Regions from separate parts of the Mus musculus genome. Here all the other regions are linked to region 3. A link is a loop called in an ENCODE intact Hi-C map of the cell type or tissue named here. Cell type or tissue: heart. All regions are shown on one strand.

What was found. Peaks named below come from ENCODE experiments on the same cell type or tissue, not always from the same donor. Only the 100,000 strongest peaks of a DNase experiment are listed, where the experiment ranks them.
Region 1: a loop joins it to region 3, with 1.9 times the contacts of the local background. A loop is called at or near these places in 3 of 42 quality-filtered maps.
Region 2: it touches region 3 in a loop (1.9-fold over the local background); 3 of 42 quality-filtered maps call a loop at or near these places.

The regions. Positions count from the first base shown.
Region 1 is chr6:126,053,632-126,061,631 of GRCm38, forward strand. No RefSeq gene overlaps it. Among named protein-coding and RNA genes, the nearest start is that of Ntf3, 110 kb to the right of the region's middle. In heart, no CTCF peak of the experiment used is centred here; a DNase peak (open chromatin) is centred at 4,260.
Region 2 is chr6:126,042,267-126,050,266 of GRCm38, forward strand. No RefSeq gene overlaps it. Among named protein-coding and RNA genes, the nearest start is that of Ntf3, 120 kb to the right of the region's middle. In heart, a CTCF peak has its summit at 3,819 (motif pointing right); a DNase peak (open chromatin) is centred at 3,945.
Region 3 is chr6:126,138,150-126,146,149 of GRCm38, forward strand. The region is part of intron 1 of Ntf3 (neurotrophin 3); the gene reads right to left. Among named protein-coding and RNA genes, the nearest start is that of Ntf3, 23 kb to the right of the region's middle. In heart, no CTCF peak of the experiment used is centred here; DNase peaks (open chromatin) are centred at 2,492, 3,512, 4,092 and 5,692; H3K4me3 peaks cover 384 bases; H3K27ac peaks cover 3,724 bases.

The DNA of each region.
Region 1 (8,000 bases), 85 kb before region 3:
TCACAGCTGGCCCTTCATCTTCTCTGCTAAGCTTCAGAGATAAAGTCTCGGCTTTTAATTAGGTTCAGGTGAATTTGGACTGGGCCAAGTAGAAAGTTTTCCACGAGTGACTAAGCCAAAGTCACTTCTGCACTCAAGGTGGCTGACGGTTGGTCAATATTACGTAAGAGTTTAAATGCCAATAAATTCATTTTCATTAACGCTTGCTACTTTTATAAAACCAGTCTCTTCCAGAAGCATGACGACGAAGCTTGTTATCTCTATACCTACTCAGTATGAAGGAGGCAAGCATAGGGAATGGTTTTAGACAATATTCACATCCCTTTTCTAATAATGACTGATATTCTTAGTTGTGTGCTGTGCACAAACACGCCACAACAATGTACCTAGCAACCTCCTAGTAACATAGAATTAACACCTGCATACACTGAATTAAGTCCCCTCTGACCAATAGGATAAGCTGTACCTCTCCTTGAGAACGACCACTTGAAGCTTCTGAGCTGCAGAGCTGGCTCAGTGGTTGCGAGCTCTGGTTGTTCTGCCAGGGACCTAGGTTCAGTTGCTAGCACCCACATGGTAGCTCACACCCATCTGCCACTCTTGCTCTACAGGATCTGAAGCCTTCCCCTGGCCAGCATGAGCACTGTGTACTCATGGTGCATGCTTATGGTGTATGCACATTTGTGCGTGCCAGGCAAACACTCATACATGTAAAACAAACAAAAAACTATAATAATTAAAATTTAAAAAAACCTTATAGTTTCTATTTAAATGTATTTTGAATGCATTCAGGTTTGAAAGGTGGAAGGCCAATCCAGTCTGAACTGGTTTTGAGAATGTTCGTGATAAGGCAAACTTCACCCTGAAAGTGAACTTTTAGGGGAAACCATCTACTTACCATCTTATGACGAAGCACATTTGGGCATGAGTATAATTAAAATTAGATGCATTATGGGGAGTGTCTTAGTCAGGGTTGCTACTCCTGCACAAACATCATGACCAAGAAGCAAGTTGGGGAGGAAAGGGTTTATTCAGCTTACACTTCCACATTGCTGTTAATCACCAAAGGAAGTCAGGACTGGAACTCAAGCAGGTCAGGAAGCAGGAGCTGATGCAGAGGTCATGGAGGGATGTTCTTTACTGGCTTGCTTCCCCTGGCTTGTTCAGCTTGCTTTCTTATAGAACCCAAGACTACCAGCCACGGGATGGCACCACCCACAATGAGCCTTCCTATCCTTGATCAGTAATTGAGAAAATGCCTTACAGCTGGGTCTCATGGAGGCATTTCCTCACCTGAAGCTCCTTTCTCTGTGATAACTCCAGCTTGTGTCAAGTTGGCACACAAAACCTGTCAGTACAGAGAGAAACATGAGCAGTTTGGGAATGGTTACTTGTCATTCAAAACCGAGTACTCCCAAACTATGCTTGTAAGCAGCAAAACCCTCCTTCTCTTGAACCCCCTAAAAGGCTCCAAGTAATCACTTAGCCCCTCGAGTGCTTTTGTCCTCTCACTGTGTGGAATATTCTTTTATGTGCTCCCTTGCAGTGTAATTCCTTAATGATCCACAGTATTGCTTGGCTTTTAAATAAAGTTTTCTTACTATGTTATAATCTGTGTGGGCTTTTACTTCATTCTTGAGTAGAGGCCAAGTACCTGGAAATATCCATCTCAGACCTCAGCCACTGGTAACAAATGCATCCCCAACCCCCCCCCCCCCACCCCTCTTGCTGAGAAAAGAACTCAAGATGCCAACAGGTGCACGATTCTCTTCAGTTTAGTGGAGATTTGCCTCAGACACATGCTAATAACTTCAGCGGCTCCTATATTATTCTGGAGGTCTCCTTATCAATGCCTCCAGCCCAGAATCTATCAACCTCATCCCAGCCAAGAAGCCAGATTGCAAATGGGTAAATGAGCTCAAAGCTTGGGATGGACTAGTCTGAAATGAAAGGAAACCAAGTTCCAGGTAAGACAAATGCTGCCACCAGCAACACCGCCTGACTGTCCTGCCTGGGCCAGAGAGGCCAGGTTACTATCACTGTGACCTTAGAAATGGTGAAAATGGTATTAAGGCTATTTGAGGGGAAGTAAGGCAAATGATTTAAATTCTGAATGTATCTAATTAAAGATAATTTCTGTAACTAGAATTCTTGGGAAGGTATGAACTAGGTCTAGTGGTATGGTGGTGTTGAGTAGGGACAAGGGAGGTAACTTCTCTGCCCAAGACTGGAGAACATCAGAGTCTCCTTGAAGACATCTGTTCCTCTGACTTCAGGTATACCCTGGGACTCAGAGGTGTATGCAATAAAGATATGGTCCATCCTAGCAGGAAATATACAGGAAGGAACATTGCACAGCTTTGGAAATGGGCTTAGGACTTTAGAGTAAAAAGTGGCGGGGTCCTGAGTATATGCCAAATGGTCTCAAAGTGTAGAAAGGGCATGGCTGGGAGGCACATTCTCTTCATCAAGACTGTTGCATGGGTATAAGAAGGCTCCAGTGCTAGATAGACACCATTCTCCTCCACAGGAAAGAAGGAGTAAAGTGGAGGTAAGATAGGAGATCCAGGCCTGGGGAGATGATATCTCTTCAGTAAAGTGCTTCTAAGCAAGCATGAGGACTCTACCTCTACCTCAGCTCTCCAGCCCTCAAGAGAAAAGCTGTTACCTAGTGCGGAGGATGCAGACAGGTCAATGAGGTCTCACTTCAGTGAGAGAACCTCTCTCAAAAATTAAGGTAAAAGATACCACAAGACGGGTTAATTGTTGAAAGTGCTTGTCCCTTAAGTCCAACAACCCAAGTCAGCCCCTTAGAGCCCATGTAGAGGGAAGAGAATTCAATTCCTGGAAGCTATCCTTTCAGCTTCAACCTGCCCCCCTCCTCTTCCCTCTCCTCTATCTCTGTCTTTGTGTGTTTGTGTGAGTCTCCCTCCCTCTGTCTCCTCTCTCTTCTCTCTCCAATAAAAATGAAATGAATAAAATTAAATTATGGTAGAAAACAATTGGGGAGGCAGGTATTGATCTCCAGTTTCTCCGAGCATGTACACACATAGCCACATCCACATGCACACACATATGCACACACAAACACACACCACCACCACCACCACCACACTGAAAGCCAACAAACAAATCTAAAACCTAGGGCTCTATCAGCTGAAGCTAAGTTGGCTATATGTTCTGTGAGTCAGCTTTCCATTGCTGAGATAAACAACTAACAGGGAGAAAATATCAACCCTAACTCAAGGCTTCAGTCCAGTTCTTATTAGAGCTGTAGTGAAGCGAGCATCATGATGAAGACAATGTAGTGGATCAAAGCTGCTTAGCTCATGGCACCAGGAAGTGGGAGTGTAAGATATATCTGTAAGGCTAAGATATACCCCCAAGAGGACAGCTACAAAGACATTCCCTTCAACTAGGAACTGCCCAAGTTCCTGTCACCTGAGAATAGTCCATAAAAATATGAAGAGATGATTAATCCACTGACAATGCCATAGAGCGCATGATCTGACTATGGCCCCAAAGTCCCACCTCTGAACATTGCTACAATGGGAACCCAGCCTACAACATGTGAGTCTTTTGGGGAGATTTCCGATCTGAGCCATTATACACATCATTATCTGGGAAATTGCTAAAGACTACCTCTAGTTGAAAACAAGCCCAGAAAGGTAATTTTCTTAGCTGGGCTCATTGCTTCAAAACCTACCCTTTTCCCAAGCCATGGTTTTGTTCACACCTTACTGCATACAAAACTAAAGGATTCTAGGGCCTTTAAACAGGAGGAAAGGGGCGACTTTGAAAAGTTGAAGGCGAGAGGAAGCCAGTAGGAAGTATCTGTTCAAGAGAGCGCAGACTGCATCCAGTCTTCCAAGCCTTGTCTTCTGAGACCCTAGATGGTTCCCTCCACCACCAGTTCCTATGCTAAGGGCTTATGATTCCCTGCCATGTGAAAACAACGCCACAAGATAAGATTTCTTGTCTCTATTTTGTTGATAAAGAGATCAAAGCTGCCCAGCATCCTGCGAATAGCTACAGATCATACTGCTATCCTTGAGGAGGCAATGTCTGGTCACCTGTATGGTGTACAAGATTGGCTCCAAGATCCATTCCCTTTCCCATCCTTCCATCCCTTTCTCTCCCTGATGCCTTCTTCCTGCCTCATGCTCCTTAGAGCACGCCTTCTGCTTTCTGTTAAAGCTAAGAGTGTGGGATGCAACTGTCTTTCCTTTAACCCAGTCAAATCCCAGAAGCCCCCGGGAGCAGCACTGGGAACTCCTGAGGGAGCTGCTGAGGAGAAGCAGGAAGACCCAGTTTCTCCCCCGAGTGAAGCCTGAGTCAAAGGGTCATGTGAGTTCTGTATGAGTGATAGTTCTCCAGGGAGCAGAAGATACTCTGGGCACATAGATGAGGTTTATAGAAGCAACTGCTTCACACAGTGACAGAAGCTGAGATGCTCCACAACTTTCTGTCTGAAAGCTGAAGGCACTGGAGTCACCATACATGAAGAGTCAAGAGGAGCCAATGGTGTATGCTCCAGGAGTTCAAACAGGCAGACAACCAGAAGCACCTCCACGTCAAAGGACAGGAGAAAGGGGGCACTTCAGGTCACATCCACACACAGAGCTCTCTTCCTAGTCCTCCATCCCTTCTCTATGGAAACAGACGACAAAGGAGATAACATCTCCACAGAGATGTGGCTCTCCTGGACCATTCAGTCCTATACAGGTAGCAGTGCATAAGCATTTGATATTCTCAAGAAAACTGGCCCTGCCCCTCACCTGTTGAAGCACCCAGGAAAGCAGGGCCTGGCACCTCACCTGAGTAGTATAGTGGAGCTGGGCCTGATGGTGTGGTAAGCCAGCCCCAAGGGGATAAGAGATGGAGTGCCGCAGACCTTCTGGGTCCCTGTGTCTGCGTGGAACGGGGTCTCTTGACGCAGGTGGGCAAAGCGTGGATGAATGACAGACAGACACACACGCAGGAGAGTTTGTGTGGAATCTGAATGTAATTTTTCAAATCAAACATCAGACTTTTTATGCAGAAGACAACAAGGTAGTTGGGTGACATACCCACAAGGTACAAATGAGGTAACCGGATGCTTAATGACTCTTACACAGAACAGAGGAAATGAAAACGCAAAGACTGGCAGGAACTGGGCAATAAAATAACTGAGACAGAGTCAGCCCTATCTAAGGTCAACTATAGTCTTAGAAGCCAGGTGTGAGAACTTTTCACTCCTAGGGCAAGGGCTTTCACACCCAAGTCATGGTTCTAACTAGGGAGTTCCATTCTAGCTAACCATCTCATGAATAATGCAATACTCTAAAACCACAGCTGGATCTACTTCCTAAACCATTGTAAATTCCTGTATATAGGTGTAACTCAGCTATAATTCTAAATATCTATTCTGGTTTCTCCTACGGTCAGAAACTTCTTTCTTCCTTAGTGATGGTAAATTCCTGTGAAGGGCAGTGACCTAACTTTTACTCAAAGAGATAGTGTAATACCAGGGGCAATACTGAATTCCAAACCCAAGGTCTTGCTAAGGACGAACTAGAAATGTTGGAACACTGGCGGACGGCTTTAGCTATGTCAGAATTCAATCTTAAAAGGCACTTATGATAGGAAAATAAATGAAAGAGAGCACGTGGATCCATACACTAGACTAACGCGGGAATGGAACGTGGGAATGAAAAATTACTGTATGGGTAGGGAGCGCTAGACTCCAGGAGGAAAGCTTCCTTGAAACTCTTTTGCCTCATGAGTGACTTTTAAGCCTCTCGGCTTGTCCAGTTGACTCGACCAGAGAGCGTAGCAATGGAGCACTGGTTCTGCCCCCTTGCTGACTGTGGCACTGGATGGGTCAGCTGGGGCAGGGCAGGAGAGCTTGCCCTGGTGGTGTGGGCACAGTGGAGCCAGTGGGCTGAGCTCAGATACCTCTCAGGTCCAGATATAGGGTGTGATGGTTTGCATATGCTAAGCCCAGGGACTGGCACTATTCGAAGATGAGGCCCCATTGGAGTAGGTGTGGCCCTTTTGGAGTAGATATGTTACTATGGGTGTGGGCTTTAAGACCCCCCTCCTAGCTGCCTGGTAGCCAGTATTCTGCTAGCAGCCTTCAGATGAAGATGTAGAACTCTCAGCTCTGCTTGCACCATGCCTGCCTGAACACTGCCATGCTCCAACCTTGATGATAATGGACTAAACCTCTGAACCTCTAAGCCAGCCCCAATTAAATGTTGTCCTTATAAGAGTTGCCTTGGTCATGGTGTCTGTTCCCAGCAGTAAAACCCTGACTAAGACACAGGACTTTGAATTGGTCCAACCCAACATCTACCCCATGGACAAATTGCTGGAGTGCATGAAGGGGCTGTTCCTACAGATCCAAAACTATAGGATCTCCACGACATGGGGCAACAACAGGATGTCCAAGAGGAGTACCAGTGGGGTTCAAGTATTGATAGAACAGCACAAGCCAGAGGCCACATACCAGATCAACAAGTCATTGCAATGAACATTTGCAAGCAAAGAAGTGTGGACAAAAGGGTATACTGTGGGACACACTGTGACACATTACAGCTTCCACAGTGAGACTATTTTCCTTTTTCTCTTTTGGGGGGGTTGCAAGGGTGGAGGACAGGTATAAGGGGGCAGGGAGATGGATGGGATTGGGGTGCATGATGTGAAATTCACAAAGAACCAATTAAAAGTAAAAAACCAAAGCAAAACAACATTATAGCACTGCATACTTACCTCTTGCTCCGTGTTTGCTTGCACCACAGTGTGAATTCCAAAAGAAAATGGGCTTTATCTTCCCTCTCTTCTGCATCTCCAGTGTTCACATCTAATAAAGCGCCCTTCACTTCGTTGGATGCACAAATAACTTAGCTCTCTCCTGCAGCTAAGTAGTTGTACAATTAATCAGCTTTCTCTGGACTAGTTCTCAGAATAAAGAACTTACAGAGAGTCTTGCTGTTTCGAAGAGATGATGTACTTCTAATTTTGGAAACTGGCATCCAAATTCTTAGGACTTTACTAGACTGAGATCTACTTTCTGTGACGTACTTAGCCACATATGTTCTCTGTGTCCTGATTTTTAAGGTAAGGTATCATCGATCCCAGGGTTGTGGTGACAGTATATGTAGAGTGCTTCATCCCATGCCCAGTATACATAAGGTGTGTAATATATGCTGGTTTCCTTCAAACAGCTCCTTTTATTCTTCAGGGATATTGTGGTCCTCACATGGACATGGCTTCAAGGACTCAAGAGAAGGCAGGATCTGTAGGCTCAGGCAGTGATTGGAGAGAGCTAGGACAGGGGTTGATAGCAATATAGAAGCTAGCATGCTCCCAGGGTTGTAGAGTCAGAGGGTACTGAGCAGGACTTATCTGTTCCTCTAGGCCATCTGTGATGCTCTGGAGGACATGAGTATTAGCCCAGTTCATGTGTATCCAAAGCCTGGTCAGCTTCCCTGGTATATTATCTGAGAGCAATAAGGTGAATAACAGCTTGTATCCTGTGCCTTTTAGTCTAAACTGATATGGCATGACAGAACTCTATGAGGATGTTGTCTCTCTCTCTCATTCAGGTATATCATTCCTTTTTATGTAAACGTGTATGTGTTTATTTGTACATGTGTGGGAATATGCATATGGCTTAGGTTTTGAGACAGTGTCCCACAAATGCACAAATGAATGTGGAACACACCAATTGGTGCCTGTCCAGCACAGGGTTTCCTGTCTTTGTCTTCCAATGCTGGGGCTACAGATGTGTGTAGCCAAACTTGGCTCTTTACATTGGTGTTTGGGATGTGAACTTAGGACCTTATGTTTGCTCAGCAAGTGCTTTACCCACTGAGCCATTTCCCTGGACATTTAAACCTTGAACTGTAATCCAGAATGAATGCTTTCTTATCTATTGTAACTAGAATTCAGGCAGCCCAATAAATTCAGCAGAGTTTTCTAAAGGAACAGAGTCAGAAGGTGGTATTTATTGAATT
Region 2 (8,000 bases), 96 kb before region 3:
CCTGTGGCAGCCTAGGTTCACATCCTCAGGTTCAGGTCTGAAAGAACCACTTGGGGAGGTCTACACAGCATACAGAACGGCAAGCTAATCTGACCCCATGCAGGTTCCAACTGTGGAAAGACTGAGTAGTGCCCTCCATAGTACCACGGGAGCATGAGAGATTATACCACTCACTCTCATCTTGGGCTCAGATAAGCTCAGGCTCATGCTTGTTACCAGACAGACCACTGGATGCCAGTGCTTTATTTATCCCAGTAGCAGTAGCAGTGAGATAGTGTACTCAAGAAAGAGAGTTTTCTGGAATGCTTGTTACTTTGGGTAGAGAAATGGTAGCCGAGGTCTTAAAAACAGAGCAAACATTAAAATTCCCTCTCTTGGCTTTTGAGAAAATTATTGTTGTTCTATGGTTTCGTGAGGAAACATTGTGAATAAAACTCAGAAATAATGAAGGAAGAAAAAATAGATAAGGTCACTCATTATCTTATTCCCTTCCCAGATATAGTGTATAAATATCTCACATTAGTTTATATCCAGATATATTAATACTTGACATAAGTTTATTTGTGTTCATACAATACAGGCAGTCACATGCATAGATTCAAAATAATGTTTAATTTTTAAAATTACATGTGTCCACTGAGAAATATTCATTTTTTAATTTAAATTTTCATTTTTATTTATGTGTGTAAGTGTGCACGTGTCATGCAGTGGTGTGCCATGGGAATCCAGAAGAGGGAGGTGGGGCTGCTGGAGCTGGAGTCTGAGGCAGCTGTGGGACACCGTGTGTGGGTACTGGGACCCTAACATATGTTCTCTGCAAGAGAAGTATATGTTCTTAACCCCCGAGCCATCTCTCCAGTCCTGGAAGAAGATTTAGAAAATGCAAAAGAAACAGAAGAGCTTAAGCCACCTCAGTACTTACCTCCAAGAGGTCATTTGCAACCAGCTTGTGTGTGTGCTGTTGTTTTCCTTTCTTTTCTCAACTATGACTCATTTTGTAACCAACGGCTCATGCGTTTATAAGGCTGGTAGGTTGTGTTGGCAGGATTTGCAAAAGAAAAGGCTTCCATCTATCTCTCTTATGGGAAGGCAAACTTAAATATGACAAAACTGTGGCCCTTGTTTAGAGGCAGAAACTTAGCAAAGGGTTTCTGGATCCTTTGGAGCCTTGTTGAGCTGAACAGAATTCCGGTTCCACAAATGGCATAATCTGAGTCAGACACATTGAGAAGAGAAGCGGTCCATACCTAGGCAGGGACTGGGATGAGGAGGGGCCTGGTGATGAACTGGGTCTTTTCCTTAGCCATCAGCAAACTTTCCCTATAGAGGACAGAAATAAATGCCTTCTAATGGTTGCTTGGTATGAATCAGTTCAACGGGATTTCTTTTTTCTTTTTCTTTTATGAGTGTGTGTGCTCAGACAGGCTTCTACTACAGAGCTCCAGCTGGCCTGGAACTCTCTATGTGCAACAGGCTGGCCTTGAACTCCACCAGTCTCCTACCTCCTGAAAGCATTGGGATTAAAAGTGTGCGTCATCACACCTGGTAACATTTTCTTCATATCAAAAAACCAGGTGTAATAAATAGAAGCTAAGTCTTCATCCTGTGCCTCCTCACAGCATGAAGACTTCCAGACTGGACCCACCTCAGATGATCCCACTTGTGGGAATGGAATTCTGTTCGACTCAATAAGGCTCCGGAGGATTCAGAAACTCTCTACTAAGTCCCTGCCTCAAAACAATGGTCATGGCTTTGTTGTATTTAAGTTTGGCTTCTTGTGAGATAAATGGAAGTCTTGCTGTTGCAAACCCTGCCCATACAACTAACCTTACAAATGCATTAGTCATTGATGACAAAATGAGATAGGGATAGAGAGAAAGAGAAAATGAGAAAGAGAGAAAGAGACTGAGAGACAGACACTCAAACTCAGCAGTTTCTTGTCTGATCTTAAATGGCAGTGGGAGATGTGACTGGCCTGTGGGAGGAACTTATGGAAGTGAGAATTAAGATGGAGAAGCCAAAGGATCAAATTTTGTTCTACAGTTTGAAAGCTATAACCAAGCAAAGTTCGGAGTTAGGAATTAGGAGGGGCTGAAGAGATGGCTTATCAGTTAAGAGCATGTGTTGCTCTTGTGAGGGATCCTGCTTTGATTCCTAACACACACACACACACACACACACACACACACACACACACACAGAGAGAGAGAGAGAGAGAGAGAGAGAGAGACTGACTCTTCATACATACATACATATATATTATACATACATACACATATATGCAGGCAAAAACTCCTGCAAATAAAATAATAAATCAATAATTTTAAAAGAAAAAATAAGAAAACCGTGGTATTTTATATTGGCACGTTCATTTGCCAGTTGGCCAGGGTTAAAATGCCATAAGGCAGAATTAAAGGCACTACCAGGTCCTCTTAGTTCTGATGCTTATGGCCTTACATAGTGACTCTCTGAGAATTGTGGGTAATATAAGGGAACTTCCTGGGCCAAGACCATGCCCTTGCATTAGGACTCTATACTCAGCAGAGCTTGGGCTCATTTTGTCTCTGTGTCCAGGCAGGCACAGTCTTAAGGGGTCTCTCAGCCCCAGAGCTCCCTTTCCACCATGGTGGGTGACTGTGTCCCCTGAGCCTCCATGCTCTGTGCTTACTGTAGCTCAGTTTCTCCTTCTCAGTTCTGTTGTTCTCCTTCCCCTCTCCCAGGAACCTGTTCTCTGTTAAGCTCCTGCAAAGAAGGCATGCAGCCCTTCATCTTGGGGCTGCTTTCCAGAGAACCTGACCTAAGACATGGGTATGTGAGTGGTGTATTCCCTCAGCAGATGTGTTTCTGGGCTGCTTTCATGTTGGAATGACGGCTTGGCTGGATTTCCCATTCTCAGGTCACCATCTTCTCTTTCAAAATACCGTGGCTATGACAATTAATCCTTGTTCTTCTAGGGTTTTGGAGGAATGGCCTCTGGAGCCAACTTGATGGATATTTCTTTTGAAGCTCTTTATTTCTACTGCTTTGGCTCATGTGAGATTTTAAAAGTGTTTCTTGCAATTAAAAAATATCTCACCAGGATGTGTCTTTAAGTGAGCTTCTTTCATTTAATATGCCTGACATACAAAAACCTGCTTATTCACCTTTTTGTCTCTGGATGTCTCTGGTCCATCCAGGTTGACGGCAAGCTCCCATAATACGCATTTCAACTGCCTCGGCAACTTCAGGAAAACACTGAAGTTCTAGCTGATTCTTTAGAGTATAATCTTCATGCCCACCACCTGCTCTTTCAACATTTTAGAGCTTTGTCCTATCCTCTCTACTCTGGTACAATGTCCTTCCTAGAATCAGGATGCCCCTTTTCCTCTGTCCTCTTCCCCTGACTCAGTCCATTCTTAGCCTCCACTATTTTCTGTAAGTCCCACCTAAGCACTTGCTTATATGAAGCAAGGAAGTGTGGCTCCCCTCCAAGCCCTCCTGTGGCCCTGCTGTCTGTCCTTCATTGCCTGTATCAATGGCTCTTCTACTTTATCTACAGTGTGTTTTCCAAGACAAGTTGCTCATCTAGCAAGCCAAGGCATGGGACTGGGTAAGCCCTGACATCCGCTTCTGTTCTGACACGCACAATTCTAGGTTCCCTATAGCGTGGTACATGTGAAAGGTGTGGCTCATTACAGATGACTCAGTCTTACCTTCCACCTTCCCATTTGACTCATCTTTTCAACATGCACCCTGGCCATCTGAGACTCATATGGCCATTGCCTGCCAATTCCACTCTTGAACCCACCCACTCCAATATCTAAATCTCTCAGCTACAGCAGAGGGCGCCAGAGAGCAGACCCCACCCTTCATGTGCAGCCCACTTTCTGAAGACAGCAGATGTGACCCCAGCAGGCAGCCCTACTTGCACATCTGGCCAGCTGCTTCCCCACTCTTCTTCCCTTTTCTTGTCCAGCACAGCAGCGAATGGCAATGCCACCAGGGATGAACGCTTGCAGAAGCAAGCTAGAAGTCACAGTGCAGCAGATGCTATCTCCAGAAAGGAAGAACAAGGCAACGTCCAGGTGGAAATTCAAAGGGACTGGACTGTCTGCTTGTCAGTTCAAGAACCTTCTGCTTGATGGCCCTGGCTTCCTCTCACTTCCTGTTAGTCTGATGGAGAGGCACAGAGGACAGAGGCTTCTGAGCCAGGTTGTCTTGCTCAATTAGGGGGATAAAGCCCTGAGTCCTAAGGGAGAGAGGCATTCTTTTGACAAGGATCCCACACCAGAACCTGCTCCTAGTTTGCTCCCAGCATGATGGACTCTGCTTGGCCTGTCTCGGACTCTGCAGAAAGCGTGTGTCATCTTCTATCAGGAACCACATCTGCTTGATTTAAGGGAGGCTGCTGATGGAGAAACAGATGAAGCCCCTCAATTAGGCCTCTCCACTCTGTTTCCCAGGGCTGCGTTCTTGCTCTCTCTTCACTTCCTGTCTCATCACGTCATCCTCATGCTTGGTTTTCTTAACTGCTGACACCTGCCTTCACTGTGCCCACCTGTCCCCCAGATTCTCTTGTCCTTGCCTCGATTTATTGCCTGCTGTCTTTAACAAGGCAGGGCTTCTTCTTTTCATCTGCTTCCTCCAGTGGCTCCTACTTCCTTCTTGAATCTTTTCCTGAATGCCTTTCTGTCTCCATTGCATGGTCGATCCTTAGCTGGCGCTACTAGTTTGGAAGGCTCTAGAAACTTCAAGAGGTAGGACCTACCTAGTTTGAAAAGTAGGTCACTTGAGTCTATTATCCCTGGCTCCTTCCTGTGTCTTCATTGTTTCCTGTATACCTTGACGTGAACAGCTGCCTTCTACCACACAGTACCACTACCCAAGCACGAGAGACCAGCTGCCAACAGACTGAGCCCTCTGAAGCTATGAACTAAGAGAAATACTCTTGCCCTTGAGTTAGGGCATCAAGGGAGCACAACATAGGCAGCATACATACAGCTCCTCTCCACATACATTGCTCCAAAAGGAAATCACTGATGTGCAGGTCTTGGTACCATGGAAATAGGAGTTTTTTTTTTTTTTTTACAGTCTTAGGCACCTAAGAAAAGTAACCAAAATTATAAAATACAGCTAGGATAAAGATGAATTCCATGTGTAGCCTGATGATAAAAACCACAACAAAATACAACCGTTAGGGTAATGTTACAAACCTCACAGACTAACCAAGCCATTTGTTCCTTGTGAGCTGACTCTTACATCTTTAGAGTCTTTGTAGGTGTTCTCTGTCACATCTCTGTGTGCTCTTTGCCTTCTCAGAGCAACACTGTCAATGGAGGACAGTGGGAATGCAAGTCTCAGCAACATTTGTTTCATATTTCTGATTAAAATTACACATGGAGAAAAGTTCGTTTCAGCTCAGTCATTTCAGAGGAATCTTAATAGCATCACTAAATTTAGGGAAACATCTATGGTTCTGCCATGTTTCTAAGAATGTTCCTTCTGACTTGCAAAGGGCTTCTCCTCTTTCTGTTGGACTTACAGTCCTGAAAGCCCTTTGGGGAGTCCCCGAAGATAGCCTGCATCAGTGTAGGCATCATTTTCTTTGTGGGCACTAAACTTGCTTCAACAATCACTGGACTGAAGGAAGACTCAGCCAATTGCTTCATTTCTTTCACAGCTACAAGGATTCCCTTTGGGCTCACATCTCAGCCTCCTCTATGGGGATGAAGCTACCTTGCTTGGAAATTGACATAAGACCTTGTGTGCTCTGCTGGAGACCAGTGGGGACCTCCTGTAACAGGGAATCATAGGCAGGGTAGTTACACCCCCCTCCCCCATCAAGCATTCCACAGGCGTCACCTTCTGGGATAAGAACTAAACATGTCACCTTGTTTGATCTTCACAGATTCCAGCGAAAGAAAGGTTTCCCTTGTCTCATCCCCCCACCCCCACCCTCCCGGGATGGTTCACGTCACAAACTTGGAGGCCAAACTGTTTTTCCTATTAATCTCTTGTTCACTCATGTAGCTCAAGGGAGATCAATCAAGGGGGAGGGGCATTCATAGCTCCCCCAGAGGCTTCATGTGTTACATCTGTCTTACTCTATGTACAGGGGGGTTTCTGAAGGCATTCTCTGAGCCACTGACACCCACACAGAGGGTTAGAGAAGAGCCCCCAGTCCTTTTTGTGAATGGACCACGGGAGACCTGTGTCAATTCTACAGCAATGATCAACAGATTATTGATCACAAGGCCATGACTCACACTCAGGCTCTGTGGCCATAGTAGCACAGGTTAGGCTCAGAGATTCCCCCAGTACTCTAATCATAATATGACGAGTAGAAGAGAAATGACTTGCAAAGAAGAAGGACATTTTTTTTCAAATTTAGAAAAATGGCCTCTTCTGCCGGATGAGTGTAATCTCGAAGGGTTCTTGAATCAACATACCTAGCTCTTTTTTTTTTTTTTCTAGAAATACCTTGTATGAAGTCATGCTTCCAAGCCTAGCCTCCCCCTTCCAAGGGAGGATGTCCCCTCCTATGAGAAACATTAGCTTGGAATTTAGAGTTGGGGGTCTTCTACTTTCTTCTCAGCAAGCAGGAGATGCCCCTGAGGATGGTGTCACTTCAGGCCTGCATGTACAGGAAGGGAACATTCCTATGTCATCCCTCATGGGACTAGAGCTTCTCATTGGATGCCAGAAATTGTAGCAGCAGAGAATTCCAACACTGGCATGGGCAGGGAAGGAAACTGAGGCTCTCTCTGCTCCAGGGACCAATGTAAGCAATAGAACTAAGCATCAGACTTTAGTTGGCCCCAATCTAGAGTGTGTGTACCTCATTATTCATTGGAGAGAGAGAGAGGGAAAAGATAGGGAGGGAGAGAGAGAAGCAGATAGAGATATTAGATACATACATACACACATATATACATGCATACGTAGAGAGAACACATCTCCATAGTCTTCATGGAGACAGTTGTATATCTGGTGATGAATTTAAAGACAATAAAAAATGATACAGGTTTACAGCAAGGACTCTGAGACAAAATTGTCCTCTTGGTAAGCTTTATTGAGAGTGTTAAAAGCTCACAGCCACAGGCTCTGAACCATGAGGCTCTGAAGCAGGAGGGCATTAACTGAGGGAGGGAGAGGTGGTGAGCATACCAGGATGGGGGTCCTGAGGGGAGAGAATCTTCAGTTCTGGAATATTAAAGGAGTTAGGGCTCTGCACTGTAGACAGAGCGAAGCGATCCCGAAGGGAGACACTCTTCAGTACCTTCAGGCAAAACTGGTTTCCAACTCTTACAGGTTTCAGAGCCATCAGAGGAAGGGTTCATGTGACTTAGCTTATGTGCTAGAAGTCAGAAAGTGCTGATGAAGTTAAGTTATAATTCAAGGTTGTCTCACAGCTGCAAGCTGGAAGAGAGAATGCAGCTCTCTGTGAGAGTTTTGAGTCTGTCCACAGCAGCTGTGTAGGCAGCTTTGAGAGAGGGAGACTGCAGGTAGTGTGGCTCGAATTAGAGGGGAGAGTAGCTAGCTGGGCTGTGATCTAACAATGAAAACACATCCCATGCTGGAACCAGGCTGGGCTGGACACTAGTCCCTCTTGTCCCATTGAAGTAAGTCCCACCTCTTCTGGGAGACTGTCCTATCTGGAGGATGGCTCTTCCAAGGTCTATTCTTGGTAAGCCACAGGACCCTGGCCTGGCATTGTAGTTAGCAAATGCAGAGAACAGAGAAGGAAACTTCTCATCCATGGTTAGAAATGCATATCTCAGGTAAGCACCCTGAGTAGAGATGATGATGGTTGCTCATAAGCCTCCAGAGTAAGAGGCATCCTCGACTGCTAGGGAATGAAGCCTCTGCTAGAATGACCTCTGCAGAGGGCGGGCTCTGTCTGGTTTGCACCCTTGGCATTACTGCATTTGCTTAGTTTGGAACTGGCCTTCCAGATGACTAAGTGATGGAGGACTATCTCAAATACAGTGTTGTGTCCACGAATTACTGAACAATTACCA
Region 3 (8,000 bases):
CTGAAAAGTCAGACAAAACAAGAGGAGTCCTAAGCACAGAAAGAGCGTGTTCTGAAGAGCCAAATCTGGGCTGACAGGAAGGAGAGGGCCAGAGAGGTGCTCCCCACGTGGGGTGTCAAGAGAGAGGTGCTCCCCACGTGGGGTGTCAAGAGAAGAGTCCTGGACAAACTTCACTGTAGGAACCAGACTTGCCCCTTCCCTGAGAGCTACAGCCAATGAGGATCTTCCTGGCATGCCAGACAGCCCAGGCTGCGCTATGGCTTCCCATCATGTGAAATAGAAGAGAGGCTAGGACATATCCATTGATAAGCACAGATGTCCATCCCCACATGTATGATTGTACATAAGCCTGTGTGTGTGTGTATGTGTGTGTACACCACTGGCCATAGAGAAACAAAAGCCAATTTATTTACCTGTCAAAATGATTCCAGAGCTTTTAAGGATTTTCAAAGGAAGTCTAAGCTCTTTGTGAGAAGGGATTAATCTTCATTCAGGTGTTTTTTTTTTTTTTTTTTTTTTTTTTTTTTTTTTTTTTTTTTGGCCTGGCTCTGGAGTATGGAATAAATGTTTTCCAAAGTGAATGGAGGTTAGTCACTTGTTCTGGGAATTCACAATGTTACCCCGAGGAAGTGTTTCCTTAATCTAGCCCTGGACTTTCATCGTCTTCCAGGTATTCACTAAAAAAGTGCCTTTCATTCCCTCATCCATCCTTCAACAATTAGAGGTTGACTCTTTGGGATTCACCAGGCATTAGACATGGCTGGCAGTAGGTTCATAGTGGTACTGGCTGCTATGAACACCAGAAACATTTCCTACCTTCAGGAAGCATCCAGTGACAGGGGTGTTGAGCCTGGAGCTACAATACGAAATGTTGGCAGTTAGGAAACAATGAGAGTGTTATGGGAACATGCAGCAAGGATTTGGGTCTAAGACAGAGGAGTGGAAAGGCCTCTGGGAGCGTGATCAAACTGCTATCTCAAGGACACTGAAAGCTGGGAACAAATACTTAGGTGCTAAGACTCAGCAGTAAAGAGATGGAGAGGGAGGAAAAGGGAAGAGGAGGAGGAAGAGGAAGAGGAAAAGGAGGAGGAGGAGGAGGAGATGGTGATACTGACGAAACCCTATATATTTTCATGTAGGAAAGTCAGTTGGCCTTGCCAAATGTGAAGAATGGTGATACATACATACATAATACATACATACCACACACACACACACACACACACACACACACACACACACACACACACAGTTTATTGGGGTTATGACATTTAGGAAGAGATAAGAGAAATTAAGAAATAATCTTGGAGATTAGAGTTATGAGGGGTTTGCGTTATCTGATGACAGAGAGGAAGGATCACCTGTAGATGGCTCCTATGACTTGACCTTGAGTAGGAGCAGGTGACTCCATTGTTAAAATGCAAAACAGTAGAGAAGATTCACTGGAAGTGGAAAGACTTAGAGATCCCTAACTTAGTTTAAGGAGCACAAAGTTTAAGGGATCTGTCAGTCACTTGGGTAAGCACCTAAGGATCAGTTGGATATGTGGGTGTGTAGCTTTATGGAAAGTCCTTGAGTATTTTGAGAGTCCTCCTCATGCAGGTTAAGATCAGTGGAATCTTGGACAACTGGGAGGAGGGGCTGTCCTCTGTAGAAAGAGGTGTGAGCCCAGGGAAGGCAAGAGAAAGGACTTCAGGAACAGGTGTGAGAAATGGCACAGAAGAAGGAGGAAAGCCAGGGTGGGGGAAAGATTTTGAGGAAGATGACATCCTCAAAGGCTCCACAGGGCACCATTCCCACTGGTGGGAGCCTGGAGGCTGTGGGTCTCAGCATCTAACAAGAATGTGGAAATAGAGAAAAAGAAAATTCTCCATGAAGACCAGCGTATTATGGTAGGACTGTCTTGGGTAGAGCCCAGGCAGTAAAGGGGCCACCAGTATCCACCTGATCACAGGTTCCCAGACTTCCTGGCAATAGGAGCACTTGGCTATTGTCTAATTCTGCCTCTGTCCATCTCATCTGCTGATACACCAGGAACTATACTGTCCACTCTAAAATCCTGAAGACACCAAAGATTTCTTCTGTGTCTTTACTCTATATGCTGTAGTGAAGACAGATGATGGTGTCCTTGTGTCCCTTGCAAGTATGTACACCCAGGCCCTGGGCTGTCTCAGCTCTGTAGCCATCAGGGTGTGGGGTGTGGCAACAAGAGATCACTCTTTCCACCATTCTTTTCCTGCAGCCACTTTTCTTGGGTGAATTAGCAACATATTCACAAGAGTCATGGAGCAGTTATTTAGAAACAACAGGTCAACTTGGGCTCAAGTCACTTGTCCTAATGAAGCTTGCTCTGTTCCCCTGTCTATTCCAGGAAGCCTGGGAAAAGTCTTGGCAAATATCAGAGCACAGATACTGAATCTGGTCCTTGTCATCCCATGAGAGCTGAGCTACAGGAAGGGAATCTTATATAAACCTCCTCTCCAGCAGCCAGACACTTGACAGATTCATGTCAGAGCTCTGACCCCAGGAACAGAGCCAGTGAGGCGGGGGGAGGTGGAGGTGGCCCCAGAGCTCACAGCCAGAGATAAAAACAGAAGGCATGGAACAGCGATTTTGTGCACCTGACTGTCCCAAGGAGTTGGCTTCTGCTCTGCCTTGGGAATTCATGCCATTGGTCCTAAGCAGGAGATGAATCAAAGAACACTTGAAGTTCTACCTGGGGTATAAGATTCAACAGTTCTTGGCATTTCATAAATTTTGAGGTTGAAAAAATTGCAAAAATTATGCAAGTGGTCTATCATTCATTGCCCGTCCACTCAGTAACTCATGTTGACCTATGAGATCCTTGAAAGAGTTGGTACTGGCCCGTTAAAGGCATATAGGTGTTTCTGGTTGTCATGGTGACTGAGGATGCTGATGCTACTTGACATTGGCCTTGTAATGTACCTTGTACCACTAAGAACCAGCTTATCCCAAGAAGCTATATATAACTCAGCTCCACTTGACTACGGATGGCATATCATCAGCTGTACAATTTCCAGCACACAGGCAGGAAGTCACCAATCTAGAACAGCATGCCTACGTGGTGGTTCGTGCGTTCGAATGAGGTATGTGTCTGTGTGTGTATGTGATTTTTACATTCATGCCTATATGTATGGGTATAAATACCATGATGGGGCAGGCTGCTAAACATGGTCCAAGGATCCTTTTTTCTATGGTGACTTTCCTCCTCCTCTTCCTCTTCCTCCTCCTCCTCCTCCTCCTCCTCCTCTTCCTACTCTAGTCTGAGGGGAAGCCAGGCTCTGGCACTGCAGCCCCAAGTCACAAGCGTCTTCCTCTCACCTCGTGCTTGCCTCACAGTATATAACCCAGGCAGTCTTGGGCTGCACTCACGAAGCTTGGCATGGTTTCCCAGAGCTGACAGCGATCGAAGACAGATGTGTACAGTCGGAGAGTAATGGGAATCATGAGAAGGAGTAGCAGGCTCCCATGTGGAGAGAGCCAGGAGCTGGGAGGGGAGCGGTGGGAGCAGTTTAAAGACACTCAGGCAGGCGCCAGATGCGTGCTGCATGACCCCGTGGGCAGGGCGGCCTCGCTCCCTGTTCCCACTTGAAGATGTTTCCACAGGAAGACAGGCTGGGCTCCCTGCAGGGGTCCGGCCCAGAGCTCCCATTTGCTCCTCCTGCTCTCCAGCTGAGAATTCTGTTTTGGCCAGGAAGGGATTCCCAAAGACACCATCTGCCTCAGTCTTCCTCACAGAAGCTGTAGTCCTAGGCAGTTCAAGGCCAAGTTCAGGAAGCCCAGAGGCAGGGTGGGGATGAGAATTCACAGTCACCTTAAACCTCTGTAGCCTCCCCCAACTTTTGTTCAACTTGCTCTCTGCCTCCTCCCCACACCCATCCCCTCTGGCTTTGCACCACCCTCTCTGCCCAACTGTGCCCTACTTGCTTTCGCTCACAAGTCTCCAACTCCCCGGTTGCCCACAGTAAAAGGCAAACGTGGTGCTGGAAGTGGAAAGAGCTGAATTGAGTCCAGGAAGGAAGGCACCTTCCTCTTTGCTCTTGGATTGATAAAAGATCCCCGGTGTGCCGGGGTGGGGTGGGGTGGAGGGGGGGGGATGTTCCTGTTAAGGTTCATTCTAAAAATAATTGGCTGTCTGACTCCGCCACACACTTCACAGGGGTGACAGGTCCTCAGCCTCTTTCCTTCTGTCATGGGCTGAATTGGATTCCTCAAAGCAGATATATATGAGTCCTCCTCCCAACTCAGAATCTCAGCATGCTGCCTCATGTACAAGCAAAAGCTTTGCAGAAACAATCCGGTTAGTGTCAAGTCAGGAACAACCATCCAAACCCAGGAAGACTGGTGTATTTATAAACACGAGGGCAAGTACATGTGTTGGCATCACTGACAGGGTTTCAGCACTGGATAGATAAGCTAGGAAATGCCCATGGCTACCAGATACAAGAAAGAGGCAGGGATAGCTGCTTCCTTACTGCCCTAAGATGGAGCACGGGTGCCGCTCACACCCCGACTTTATGTATCTGGCCTCTAGAACTGTTAAAAATAAGTTCCCATTAATAGAGATGCATGATGTGTGGTGCTTTGCCATGGCAACCCCAGTCAACATATGCGTGCCCCAACTTTCAGTTGTCTGCTCAAGCTTATTGCTTCTGTGTTGGTCTATAACAGGCCAGGTAAGCTTACATTTCTGCTAACACACCATAGATATAGTACAAGCTATATCATGTCTACCCTGGATCAAAAGCACTCCTGGAATGTGTCTAGGAAACTCCATCTGCACCCCGCAGGGATCTCTAACATCTTCCCCCCTCCTCCCTTGAAGTCAACACTGTTGAATGTCCTGGTTGCCAGGCTACTTATGGTGCTGCTGGGCCTGGGAAACCTTAACACCAGATGGTTCTCCTCTGTGGTCAGCTAGAGAAACAATCCTGAATGAACGTGCACTTGAAGGGGCACAGGGTCTGGGCAACTGGGAGAAGAAAAATCCTCTAACTCCTCAGAAACATCTGCTAGGAGAGAAGATACATCTAGATGTGGATCAAAGAGATTTCTAAGCAACAGAGAACGGTTTTACAATATGGCCCAGAGGTAAAGCCAACTGCAAGAGCTGCCGGCCAGGCTCCAGTTCTTCTAACTGGAACAAATAAGCTGGTAAGGAGAGCAGGTCCAAGAGGGATGGGAAAGAGAAGCGTGCACATGTGGGCAGGTCTGAAAGCCAGAAAAACCCACACTTCGACAAGCAGCAAGCTCCGCAGTGGAGGGGAGGGAGGAGAATCGAAAACTGCGATATGGGAGGATCAGAGCGAGTATCAGGGGTGTCTCATCCACTAGTTCTCCCCCCACCTATGCACACCACAGTGCTAAATGTACTTGCAACAGATGTTAATGCCAAGCAATATGAAAATAGATGACAATGCTTATCTGCAGTTACTGTTTTCTACCCGTGTCTCTGTGAGCGCTGCTCTAAGCCCCTGTGTAATCCCGACCCAAGCTAGAGGTGCTTCTATTTGTACCCTCCCCTTACAAACAGGGAAAATGAGGACAACACAGGCATCAAGCATCTTACTGCTGCATGTAAGTGATGGAGCTGGATTCAAGGCCAAGGTAGTCTGACCCCTGACCTCCCATTCCTCTCCAAGAGCATAACGGAAGCATGTACTTAGCTGACATTCTGAGGGTGCCTGGGGGCCGAGGGACTGGAGGAGAAACATTTAAAGATTAGATGGAGAAAGCACATAAATCTAGATGACCACGCTACTGGAGCAAAGGGGAAGGGGCTGTCCTTTCCTCATAAAGCCGTGCAGGGCGTGGCCCTTGTGTGAGCTAACCAAGGCTTCTCTGTTCTCCTGGGATGATCATCATCTCAGGTTCCTCAGCAGTGCCACAGCATTTGAGAATTATCGTCTTTCTTTAGAAAGTTGACATCCCTAAGCCCAGAAGGATAAAACTTCTGGAAGCTGGCTTTCTCTAAGCGAATGGGCAGATATGCCTATAAAAATAACGTGTAAAGATGCCAACTGTAGTACAGAGATTGGAACAAGAATAAATGTGTGCAGCAGACATGGGATGGATAGATAAAGTACACAGGAGAACGGTGTTTAGTGATGATCAAGGCACGTAGTCTATTACTCCAAGACAGGAACACATGCAAGGCCACAGTAAGTAGAAGAGGCCAGGCAAAAATCTTGAAAAAGGTATGATGGACCCCTCGTTTAAAAATAAAATGAGGATTTGATGGTGTGGCTCAGCTCCTAGATCTAGCATGTACAAGACCCTTGGTTTGATAGCAATGTTACATTAAAAAAAATAGGACATGGAGACACACACCTATAATTCCAGCACTCAGGGGGTGGAGACAAAGGAAAAGGAATTTATGGTCATCCTTGGATCCATAGAGAGTTCAAGGCTAGCCTGAGTTACTTGCGACTCTGTCTCCAAGTCACTTATACACATATACCCACAGAGAGAAGATGAGGATCCCTGACCACACAGCTGTGCTGCTGGGGCTTCTTGTTTGGATTTTTGTTCTCCCCACCCCCCTAACATTTTCCTAACTCTCTATACTAAAAACATGTTAGAAAAGACATTTGGTGCATAATCAAAAATCAGTATTGTTAGTTACAATTTCTTTTAGACCCTGCCAACCCTAGTTCATCTTTCTTGTACGGTGAAGAAATCCTAATCGAACTTCTGAGAGGAAAGGGATTTTTAGGCTTATAGGTCACACAGTTCATCAGTGAGGGAAGCCAAGGCAAGAACCTGGCAGGAACTGAAGCAGAGATGATGGAGTAATGAGGCTAACTGGTTTCTTTGAAGATTTATATTCAGCTGCCGTTCTTTTTTTTTTTTTTAATTTTTTAAATTAGGTATTTTCCTCAATTACATTTCCAATGCTATCCCAGAAGTCCCCCACACCCTCCCCCCCACCACTCCCCTACCCACCCATTCCCACTTTTTGGCCCTGGCGTTCCCCTGTACTGGGGCATATAAAGTTTGCAAGTCCAATGGGCCTCTCTTACCAGTGATGGCCGACTAGGCCATCTTTTGATACATATGCTGCTAGAGTCAAGAGCTCCGGGGTACTGGTTAGTTCATAATGTTGTTCCACCTATAGGGTTGCAGATCCCTTTAGCTTCTTGGGTATTTTCTCTAGTTCCTCCATTGGGGGCCCTGTGATCCATCCAATAGCTGACTGTGAGCATCCACTTATGTGTTTGCTAGGCCCCGGCATAGTCTCACTAGAGACATCAGCTGCCGTTCTTATACAACATAGGACTACTTGCCCAGGAGTGGTACCACCCCTAGTAGGTTAGATTTTTCCATCTGTCAATCCATCATCAAGAAAATGCCCTCCCCCATATATCAACAGGGCAGTCTGATGAAGGCAAATTCTCATTTGAGGTTCCCTCTTCCCAAGTGTCCTAGTTTGTGTCAAGTTGACAAAGACTGACTGACACATACCCCAGTGCTAGAGCTGTGCCTTTTCCACTTGTACCCCAAGTGCAAGAAAGAGGGAAACCCTGGAAATGACAAGCTATGCTATTGGGATTACATCATCTGATATTAACCCAGGAAAAGCCAAAACGGATGAATTAAGGAAGCCAATATTTCTGATCAGATAAAAGAAAAATGAAATATGTTAACTGCATCTTAAGGACCCTGCTGAAGGGGCAGAGTAGATGAGGTCATCCACAGAGAAGAAGGTAGCTTACTGTGTCTAACAAATGACAGGGGAGAAGACAACGGGTGTGTGTGTGAGAGAGAGAGAGAGAGAGAGAGAGAGAGAGAGAGAGAGAGAGAGAGAGAGTAGTGTGGGAGGAAATGCTCCCAGGTAAGCAAGCAAGGCATATGAAAATCTGGTGAAGACTCTTTGGACTCCTGGGTCAGAAGAGTAACTCCAAGCTTCACGCCACGCCTTCCTAACCACTGAACTCCAGGACAGTTACTCTGTCATTCTGCAAATTGTTGAGCATTCT